2 separate regions of the Homo sapiens genome follow, and region 1 is linked to region 2. Evidence: chromatin contacts called from ENCODE Hi-C or POLR2A ChIA-PET data. All regions are on one chromosome and are shown on one strand. The core of a region is the stretch at or near the end of the contact, and the rest is flanking DNA. Distances in the headings are between cores, read along the strand shown. Region 1 holds the start of LINC02204 (long intergenic non-protein coding RNA 2204). Region 2 has its middle 45 kb from the start of LINC02205.

Region 1 (5,172 bases), core at 218-2,717, 130 kb before region 2:
CAGCGATGTGGGGGTGGCTTTGCTTAGACAGAAGGCAGAGAGGTAGGGGGTGGGGAGGCATCTCTGAAGACTCTCAGGATGTAGCAGGAGAGTCTATACTGCCTGTCCCAGCTCTGTAGTCTGGGTGATGAGGTTTGGTGGTGCTCTTTACTAATTTAGTCCAGGAGGAGGGGCAGGGGCATCCCTGGGCAAGGGGAATAGGGATGCGTGCTCCTAGTTCTGTATGGAGTTTGGAGAGTGAACTGGAATGAGGAGTGCCAGACCCAAGCAGATCTTCTCCGTTTTTAAAGAGGAGGAAATAGCTCTGAGTGGGACAACTGAATTGTCCAACGTAGGTCACGCTGAGAGGTGACAGCGTGCTGGCAGTCCTCACAGCCCTCGCTCGCTCTCGGCGCCTCCTCTGCCTGGGCTCTCACTTTGGCGGCACTTGAGGAGCCCTTCAGCCCACCCCTGCACTATGGGAGCCCCTTTCTGGGCTGGCCAAGGCCAGAGCCGGCTCCCTCAGCTTGCGCGAGGGAGAGGCGCGAGCGGGAACCGGGGCTGCGTGCAGCACTTGCGGGCCAGCTGGAGTTCCGGGTGGGCGTGGGCTTGGAGGGCCCCGCACTCGGAGCAGCCGGACGGCCCTGCCGGCCCCGGGCACTGAGGGGCTTAGCACCCGGGCCAGCGGCTGCGGAGGGTGTACTGGGTCCCCCAGCAGTGCTGGCCCACCGGCGCGCTGCGCTTGATTTCTCGCCGGGCCTTAGCTGCCTTCCCACGGGGCAGGGCTCGAGACCTGCAGCCCGCCATGCCTGAGCCTCCCACCCCCTCCATGGGCTCCTGTGCGGCCCAAGCCTCCCCGACGAGCGCTGCCCCCTGCTCCAGTGCCCAGTCCCATCGACCGCCCAAGGGCTGAGGAGTGCGAGCGCATGGCGCAGGACTGGCAGGCAGCTCCACCTGCAGCCCTGGTGCGGGATCCACTGGGTGAAGCCAGCTGGATTCCTGAGTCTGGTGGGGACGTGGAGAGTCTTTATGTCTAGCTCAGGGATTGTAAATACACCAATTGGCACTCTGTATCTAGCTCAAGGTTTGTAAACACACCAATCAGCACCCTGTGTCTAGCTCAGGGTTTGTGAGTGCACCAATCCACACTCCCTATCTAGCTGCTCTGGTGGGGCCTTGGAGAACCTTTATGTCTAGCTCAGGGATTGTAAATACACCAATCGGCACTCTGTGTCTAGCTCAGGGTTTGTGAATGCACCAATCAACACTCTGTATCTAGCTATTCTGGTGGGGCCTTGGAGAACCTTTGTGTCCACGCTCTGTATCTAGCTAATCTAGCGGGGAGGTGGAGAACCTTTGTGTCTAGCTCAGGGATTGTAAACGCACCAATCAGCGCCCTGTCAAAACAGACCACTGGGCTCTACCAATCAGCAGGATGTGGGTGGGGCCAGATAAGAGAATAAAAGCAGGCTGCGCGAGCCAGCACTGGCAACCAGTTGGGGGTCCACTGCCGCAGTGTGGGAGGTTTGTTCTTTCGCTCTTTGCAATAAATCTTGTTACTGCTCACCCTGGGTCCACACTGCTTTTGTGAGTTGTAACACTCACTGGGAAGGTCTGCAGCTTCACTCCTCAAGCCCGGGAGACCGCGAGCCCACCGGGAGAAACGAACAACTCTAGACGCGCCGCCTTAAAAGCGGTAACATTCACTGCGAAGGTCTGCAGCTTTACTCCTGAGCCAGCGAGACCACGAGCCCACCAGAAGGAAGAAACCCCGAATACGTCTGAACGTCAGAAGGAACAAACTCCAGAAGCGCCACCTCAAGAGCTGTAACACTCACCGCGAGGGTCCGCGGCTTCAGTCTTGAAGTCAGTGAGACCAAGAACCCACCAATTCGGGACACAATACCTATAATCCCAGTACTTTAGGAGGCCAGGGCAGGCGGATCATCTGAGCTCAGGGGTTGGAGAGGAGCCTGAACAACATACCGAAACCCCGTCTCTACAAAAAATACAAAAATTAACCGGTTGTGGTGGCCGGTGCCGGTAGTTCCAGCTAGTGGGGGACTGCGGAGGTGGGAGCTGAAGCGGGAGGATCGCTTGAGCCTGGAGGTTGAGGCTGCAGTAAACAGGGATTGCGTCAGGACACTCCAACCTGGGGAACAGAACGATGCCCTAAAAGGCTGGCTGAGCTGACTGGAGTCCAATCTCCTGACTCTCAAGTAAGTGCTCCGCAACAACTACCCGTGGTTGTACAGGTCAGAGTTCAGGGGAGGCTGCGGGGAGAGAGACAGAGGAGGCTCTGGAGAGGGAGGGGTGAGGTCACCTGGGGTGACAGGGCACTGTGCAGAGACTGGGGGCGGGGAGGAGAGGAGCTGCCAAAGACGTTACCTCGACTGCTGTGGTTCTCAGAGAGCTCGGGAAGTTAGCTGTGGGCTGGGGTCGAGGGGGGGAGGGGGGAAGGGGATTTCCATCTGCGGATGGAGCGCGTTCACAGAGGGGACCAGCGCGTCCCAGCTACCCAGCTCCCAAGTTGTCCAGTCCCGCCTGGAACCCAGAACCCCTTGACGCTGAAACCCTGCGCTCCTGAGAACTGCTGCTGCCGGGGGAGGGGTCCTCACCCGCGGGGCTCGGCCTCTGGTGCCCGCCGCGGCAGCGACCCTGCTCGGGCTGGAAAGGGGTCCACGCTCGGTCCGCAGGGGGCGCTGCGCACCGGGGCAAAGGCGCGGCGCACCCGGGCAAAGGGGAGGGGCCCGCACAGGGTCGGCGGCGGCTCTCCCAGCCCGGCGGAGACCTGCCTGGCAATCGCTGCGCATCGGCGGTACCGGGAGGCAGGGGCCCGGGGATAAGAGAGCTTCAGACTTCAAAGGAAATGCTGGGGTCGCCCAGCGGCGGAACCCGGGCAGCCTGGGCAGGGACGGGCGCGGATTCGCCCGGGTCCCGCTGCTCTGTCTTTGCTGTTTCTTTGGTGGAGGCCTGACGCCCCTCCCCAGACCCCCGGGGTCTGTGACGGGGGCCGAGGGGCTCTGACCCGAGCAGCCCCCAAGTCCTCGCGGGTCAGGCCCACTGTTTACAGGGATTCTGCCCAGATGAGTCACATCAAAGGCCTAAGCCACAAGTGATTCCACTTAGAAAAGAATTGCCTACGGGTGTCTGACGGCGTTTTGCTGAAAAGGAATCCAGGTGGAATTTATTGATTTTACTTTGCGGGCGAGGGTCAAAAGGCTTGTGGCCCCTTGCTAGCTTGTGATTTGGGCTTATTTCTCCTCTCCTAAAGCCCAATTTCCCCATCTGTTAAGTGAAGAGGGACATGTCTTATAGGATCCAGCCTGGGCTGAGTCGTCTAAACTCAGGTGTGATCTGAAGGAGAACTCAATACAGAAGCCATAGCAATCAAAAGCCTCCCACACTTCCCCTCTGGCCCCCTAACTTGGAGAAGCAAGTGGAGTGTGTGCTTGTGGCTGGGGTGGGTGAGGAGGCAGGTAAGCCGTGGCCCAATGAAGACATTTATGGAGACTATTGACTCGCATCCACCCCCGTCTTGCCTTCTGCCAACATGGTAGAAGGATCTCTCTCTGCTTGAGTTCTGAAATCAGGTTTAGCCCCAGTGTTGAGTTGTAATTCCACCCCCAGGGAAGGCTAGGAGAACCTTCTTTTACCACTCAGCGTGTGGTATCGGTCAAGCCAAGCATGAACAAGCATGAAGCAACTGGTCTGTCCTCTCTCACCCACTGCAACTCTTCTCAACCTTCCATTTTATTAATAACTATTGCCCAGAATGGGCTCCTCCCTGTTGAGGCTGGAGGACTAACCCCCACTTTCCCTGCCTCTCGCCCTGAGGCCCCTCCCGACTCTACCATTATGTTGAGCTTTTTGAAGAAACTTCTATGTTTGGCCCTGAGTATCCTTACAGGGTAAGATATTGTGGATTTTCTAAACATTATATAAAGTGCCCATGATGGGGTAATGGCCAAATTCAACATAGTATAATATATGATCCCGTGCTATGGTTAGGAAGGACGACATAGAGCCCTATATACCCATGTGGGCAAATCTCCAGATATATTGTAGAATGAAAAATAGTAAATTTCAGAAGGACAGATTAATTCACAGCAACAATTAGCAAGCAAGCAAACTCCCTACAAGATGACACACTTTCTTTGGGTATGTATATACCCATTCATAAATAAATAGAAAAGGGCCAGGCGTGGTGGCTCAAGCCTGTAATCCCAGCACCTTCGGAGGCTGAGAAAGGCAGATCACCTGAGGTCAGGAGTTCAAGACCAGCCTGGCCAACCTGGTAAAACCCTGTCTGTACCAAAAATACAAAAATTAGCTGGGTGTGGTGGCAGGTACCTGTAATCCCAGTTACTCGGGAGGCTGAGGCAGGAGAAATCGCTTGAACCCAGGAGGCGGAGGTTGCATGCCATTGCACTCCAGCCTGAGAGACCAAAAAAAAAAAAAAAATGTTGGAAACATAGGAACCTCTGGGGAGAGGCGAAGAAGGGGCTAGATTTGGGGATGGGTGCTGAGGGACTTTAGCCTTATCTGTAATGTTTAAATGTTTTATGAGAATTTGTTACATCATTAAAAATTAGTATTTTTAAAAATTTGGCCTTTCTTGTAGTGGCCCCCAGACCTCCTGTTTTAAGCTCCAAGCTGAAGTTCTGCACTCTGGGGGATGTGCTTGTGCCCAGTCCATCCTGGAGACCCCAAACACCTGCAGAACACCTTATGTAATACCTTTAACTGCGTGAGCTCATCTGTCATTGGTCAGCCATAGGTGACTGCAGCAGGACTTTTGGGAGCCTTTGATCTGGTCCCTCTCAGCTCCTGCCTTTCCAGACTCTGATTTCTTGAGCCTCTCCACATGTGGCAGCCCCTGAAGCCGTGGCACGCTTTGTTGTTCTGCCCTGACATTCATCATTCATCCTCTCTCTGACAGTACAGATCATGACTGCCAAAGGGGAGACTGCCTATGTAGGGAGGAAGGCATCTTCTATTTTGTTTCTAATCAGTCTCCTGAAGCTGCCTAGCATTCAGTTCATCTTCTGAGGCCATAGATGCCCCCCCCCCGGGCTGGATGTTATGATAATTTGCTGGGAGGTCTTCTGAGGCTCTACATGGTCCTCCAAAGATCTGACTGTTACTCCTCACTTGTGTACTTGTTCTCCAGCTAGTGATTAGTCATTTACT
Region 2 (4,736 bases), core at 1,860-4,359:
ATCCATTGGGATCTACTGGGTGGATTCCTATTGTCTTACACACCATACAGATAACCAAGGTCTCAGGTAGAAGTTGTACTTTCCTGACCTCCTTCTCATGGTTTCTCAAGTCCTCAACCAGCTCAACCCCAAGGGGCAGCCAGTTACAGTTCCCCACAGACAGAGTAAACCCTGCTGGACCTCTGGGGAAGTTTCAAGAACCAGTTTGACCGCAAAACCAAGAAGCAGGTCTGTTGGGGCCTCTCTGGATGAAGTGGTCATGGGTGGCTGTCAGATGAGGATCTGAATTAGTCACGAGAGGAACAGGAGCCAGGCTAGGGGTGGAAACAAGGCCAGCTCCCCTCTGCTCCAGGGCTTAGGATCAGCTGGGGTGGAAGCAGAGGCTGTGTTGCAATTTCACTGCAAATCAACTGGGTCATCTCTTGTGGGTGACACCATGCAGGCCTTCCAACCCTTGTGTGTGTGTGTGTGTGTGTGTGTGTGTGTGTGTGTTTTGTAGATGGGGAGATGGTATCTCCCAACTGCCTTTAGCATCTGGCTGTGAGATGAGGCTGGGGGAAGATGGAACGATATGCATTCCTGGCAGAGCCAGTGCCTCCGGAGGCATGGGGTGGAGGGGACAGGGTGGAGTCCATGTTTGAACAAGTTGAGAGCAATTGCTGGAAGAACCCTGGGCAGAAGTCCCCTCTGCAGATCAGACTTGGCCTCTACATTTGTTCTCAGGGAAGTGAAACACGTACCATCTCCCCAGTTTGGACTGTTGCAGGCTGTGACACACAGTAGCCAATTCATTGACTTGGGGCTGTCCCCTCCCACCTGGGATATTCAGTGCCCTGAAAGGCAATGAGGTGTGGTGGGAAGAACGTTGACTTTGGAATCTGACCGACTTGAAATTAAATCTCAGTTCTGCCCTGAAGCACTGGGTAACCTTGAGTAAGTCACTTAACCTCTCCGGACCCCATTTTCCTCATCTCTGAAATGGAGATAGTAACAGCTTCTGGGCAGGGTGGTTAGGAGAAGTAACAATGATAATGTGGGTGAAGGAAAATCATAGGGCAGGAACTCAATAGAAGTTAGGCACTTTTCTCCTTCCTCTTAGAATACACCCTGTCCTTCAGCCACTGCTAGGCTTGTCTTTACCATCTTGGTGGCTGCTGAAAAGCCTCATTGACTGGCTGTGCCCACCTACAGCAGTGGCCAGCAAGCATTTTCTGTAAAGGGCCAGAGGATAAATATTATAGGCTTTGCAGGCCATGTGGTCTCTGCCACAACTACTCATCTCCACTCTTGTTGCTCAAAAACAGCCATAGATGATACCAAATGAATGAGTGTGGCTCTGTTCCAATAAAACTTTATTTATAAAAATAGGCAGTGGGCCAGATTTGGCCCTCAGGCTATAGTTGCCAATGCCTGGCCTCGAGTTTCAAGTCCAAAGCCTCTGCTTTTCTCTCAAGGGACTTCCCTAGCCTGGTCTTACCTTCTTCATCCAATCCAGTTTCTAATTACTCCCCTGAGTGTTCCCCAGTATGACCCAACAGGACTCCCTTTTGGCTCAGGAAGTGTTTAGCTTCCACACCTTTGCCCATGCTTTCCTCCCTGCTTAGAACACCATCCCATTTCCTCTTCACTCTCTTCACCCTTCTAAATTCCATCCCCAGGGAACCTCCTGGGTGCCCTGTAAAATACAAGGCTCAGACCAAGGTCTCTTGATTCATCATTGGACAAGCCCATCCTTCAAGGCTGTGCTCTGGCCAGCTGTCCACAGTGATTTCTCCCTTTGAGGACTCCATGGCCCCTGCTGTTGATGCCAGGGTGGCCCTCCCATGGATCCCTGGGTTGAATTTGTGCCTCAGTCTCAATGAGGAACCCTGGAGGCTCAGTCTTCAACTTTTCTTTTCTTTTTCTTTTTCTTTTTTTGAGATGGAGTCTCTGTCACCCAGGCTGGAGTACAATGGCACAATCTTGGCTCACTGCAGCCTCCACCTCCCAGGTTCAAGCAATTCTCCTGCCTTAGCCTCTGGAGCAGCTGGGATTACAGGCACATGCCACCATGCCCAGATAATTTTTGTATTTTTAGTAGAGATGTGTTTTCACCATGTTGGCCAGGCTGGTCTCGAACTCCTGACCTCAAATGATCCACCTGCCTTGGCCTCCCAAAGTGCTGGGATTACAGGAGGGAGTCACCACACCCAAGCCAGTCCTCAACTTTTCTGTTAATACATGCAACTCACAACAACCTGCACTTTCATCCTGCCTGGAATCTTTCAGTTTTCCTGCATATGTGGGTCTGGAAAGTCTCAGGCATTATCTCTCCGAATATGGCCTCTTTCCCACTGTCTTTTTACTTTTTTGAGGGAGCACAGATTAATCATAGCTTAACCATTCTCATATTTTCCTTGTCTTTTAACCTGTCTCTCAAATTTTCCATTCTTTGGCTTCCCTGATGCATTTGTGGTAATTTCTTCAAATCTCTCTTCTCATTCATTAATTCTTTCTTTATCTGTGTGTCAAGCACATCCATTTAATTTTTAATTTCAAAGATTTCTTTTTTTCTTTTCCAGAAGTTCTACTTGATCCTTTTATAAACATCTGCCTGTACATTTTGTTGTCCCTTATTCCTCGATCCTTTGTTTCTATTCCATCATTTACTTTTTTAATACCTTGTTATTTTATAACCTATCTGATTATTGTATTATTTGAAGTCTTTGACGATCTAAATCAGTGTTTTTCAGCTGGGGGCAGTTTTTTCCTCTAGGGGACATTTGGCAATGTCTAGAGACAGTTTTGGTGGCATTGACTGGAGGTGGCAGTGGAGATGCTACTGGCATCTTGTGGGTAGAAACCAGGGCTGCTGCTAAGCATCCCCACAGTAAAGGATTTTGGTCCGAAATGTTTATAGCATTTACATTAAGACATCCTGGTTTCAATCTGTTGCTTGTTGGCTCTGCATCTGCACTCTTGCTAATGGTGACTCATTGCTTGGTCTTGAACTCCTGACCTCGTGATCCGCCCGCCTCGGCCTCCCAAAGTGCTGGGATTACAGGCGTGAGCCACCGCACCGGCCTTTTGAGTGTTTTGTTTGTTTGTTCTCTTTGATAAATCAGACAAAACACTTCTCTACAGAGGAGATTTGCGTTTGCTCCTGCCAGCCACCAGGGGGCACCACCAACCCAGGCCGCCACCCACGTGGGTAGCGTCAACTCAAACCCCCCTCTCGTGTGAAATATTTTGCGAAATTTTGCAAAATTTTGCGCATTAAATCCTGATGCCCTAGAGCTGACTTTCACATGCTGACTTTGAATTTCCCCACATCGACGCACAAATGAAGATCGGAGACTGCACGTGGTCACTGGCCACGGCTGGTCGGCCGGGAGCCAGGGTTTCAGTGGAGCTTGAGGTTAGTCCATCCTGCACCACGTGTGTCTGCATGTGACCATGTCATAGTGTGCTTCCTGCATCAGGTCCTGGAAGTGAGACAAAAACAGAAAGAGGCCAAATGCTGGTGATCGGAACTTTCCTCAAATCCTCAAACCAGGTCCCCTGTGGAAATAGGCGGATTCCATCCACCCGGCTGGCAGGGAAGTGCAAATGACCTCTGACCTCCTCTTCTCTCCTGGTCTTCTACTCTGGAGTCCAGGAGCGTATGTCAAGCACACACCTTTTCCCATGCTTCTTGTATGTGCAAAACAGACCTCAGGTACCAGGCACTCAGGTGTTTTTAATTCAGGGACTCATCAAGCCAGCCCGGTGGGGCTCTGTAAATCCAGTTAGAATTAGCCAGAGCTGGCTGACAGCAGTGCGTGTACCCATCCCTACAAAAGGCAGTTACCTGGCTACCAAAAGCCACGTTTTGCACTCAGCACACACTGACCCTGGTGTGGTGTCCTTTCCCAAGGCGCCATCTTACCCAGCCCATGCCCTCAATTAGCCTTCCTATTCATGATACAGTTAGTCCAAAGATGGAAATCACTCCACATGACTAAGGCCAGGCCTCTGGGACAGCACCGCTCTGCTCCCTTGACTTGGGTTCATCCACTGTGTGCTCAACTATGACAGGACAGACTGAAATGAAAGAGCATTATGCAATCAGAAATGGCTTTTAAAAGGAAAGGCCTAGTGAGGGGTCTTGCCCTTATCCACAATTCCAAGATCCCAAGAGTTCTCAAAACCAAAAATTTATTTTGTCAATTTGGCACAAACTCACGTGGCAGCAGAACTGGAACTGAACTGACCTGTGACTATTTGTAGTGTTTATATTCAGTAGAAATATTCATGCATTTTGCTGTGGAAATGTTGTGTGTTGATTGCAAGGTGCTTCCCCAGAATGCTAGGAGTATTGTGTAACATACAGATTTTGCACAGTGGCACCTACTAACATCATATTTCTGATTTTCAGCACACATCGGTTCCCAGCGTTCTGGATAAGGGGTTAACCCATGTTATTTACTAACTTTCAGGAAAAGATTCCCTATCCCTGCCACACACATAAGAATACATTTGAATGGGCAGGGCATGGTGGCTCATGCCTGTAATCCCAGCACTTTGGGAGGCCAGGACAGGAGGATTGCGTGCATCCAGGAGGTCAAGGCTGCAGTGAGCCATGATTGCACCACTGCTCTCTAGCCTAGGTAACAGAGTGAGACCCTGTCCTTATGCACTTAAATGTTTGTCAAATGTTTTCAAGTGCATGTTGGATGACAGCAGTGACTGTATGTAGAATGATTCATACCTCATGA

Evidence for each region. Hi-C counts contacts between places; a loop is a spot of excess contacts on that map. ChIA-PET counts read pairs that join two places held with the same protein, here RNA polymerase II (POLR2A). Pooled maps may share reads with other maps.
Region 1: a loop to region 2 is called in a map of CD4-positive, alpha-beta T cell, with 2.3 times the contacts of the local background. The contact joins the promoter of LINC02204 here to the enhancer-like site in region 2. A Hi-C loop is called at or near these places in 1 of 168 maps with a recorded cell type or tissue (CD4-positive, alpha-beta T cell) and 5 of 50 pooled maps. POLR2A ChIA-PET finds 5 or more read pairs at or near these places in 1 of 52 experiments (activated CD4-positive, alpha-beta T cell).

Annotation. Positions count from the first base shown.
Region 1 is chr15:70,582,901-70,588,072 of GRCh38, reverse strand. LINC02204 (long intergenic non-protein coding RNA 2204) reads left to right here and starts at 1,467. Exons shown (of 2, transcript NR_135691.1): 1 at 1,467-2,198. RefSeq lists an enhancer at 1,549-2,493.
Region 2 is chr15:70,458,796-70,463,531 of GRCh38, reverse strand. No RefSeq gene overlaps it. Among named protein-coding and RNA genes, the nearest start is that of LINC02205, 45 kb to the left of the region's middle. RefSeq lists enhancers at 600-679, 2,721-3,220, 3,394-3,463. Within about 2 kb of position 3,109, at least 6 of the 41 ENCODE cell types and tissues checked have a DNase peak (open chromatin) inside an H3K27ac peak, as active enhancers do.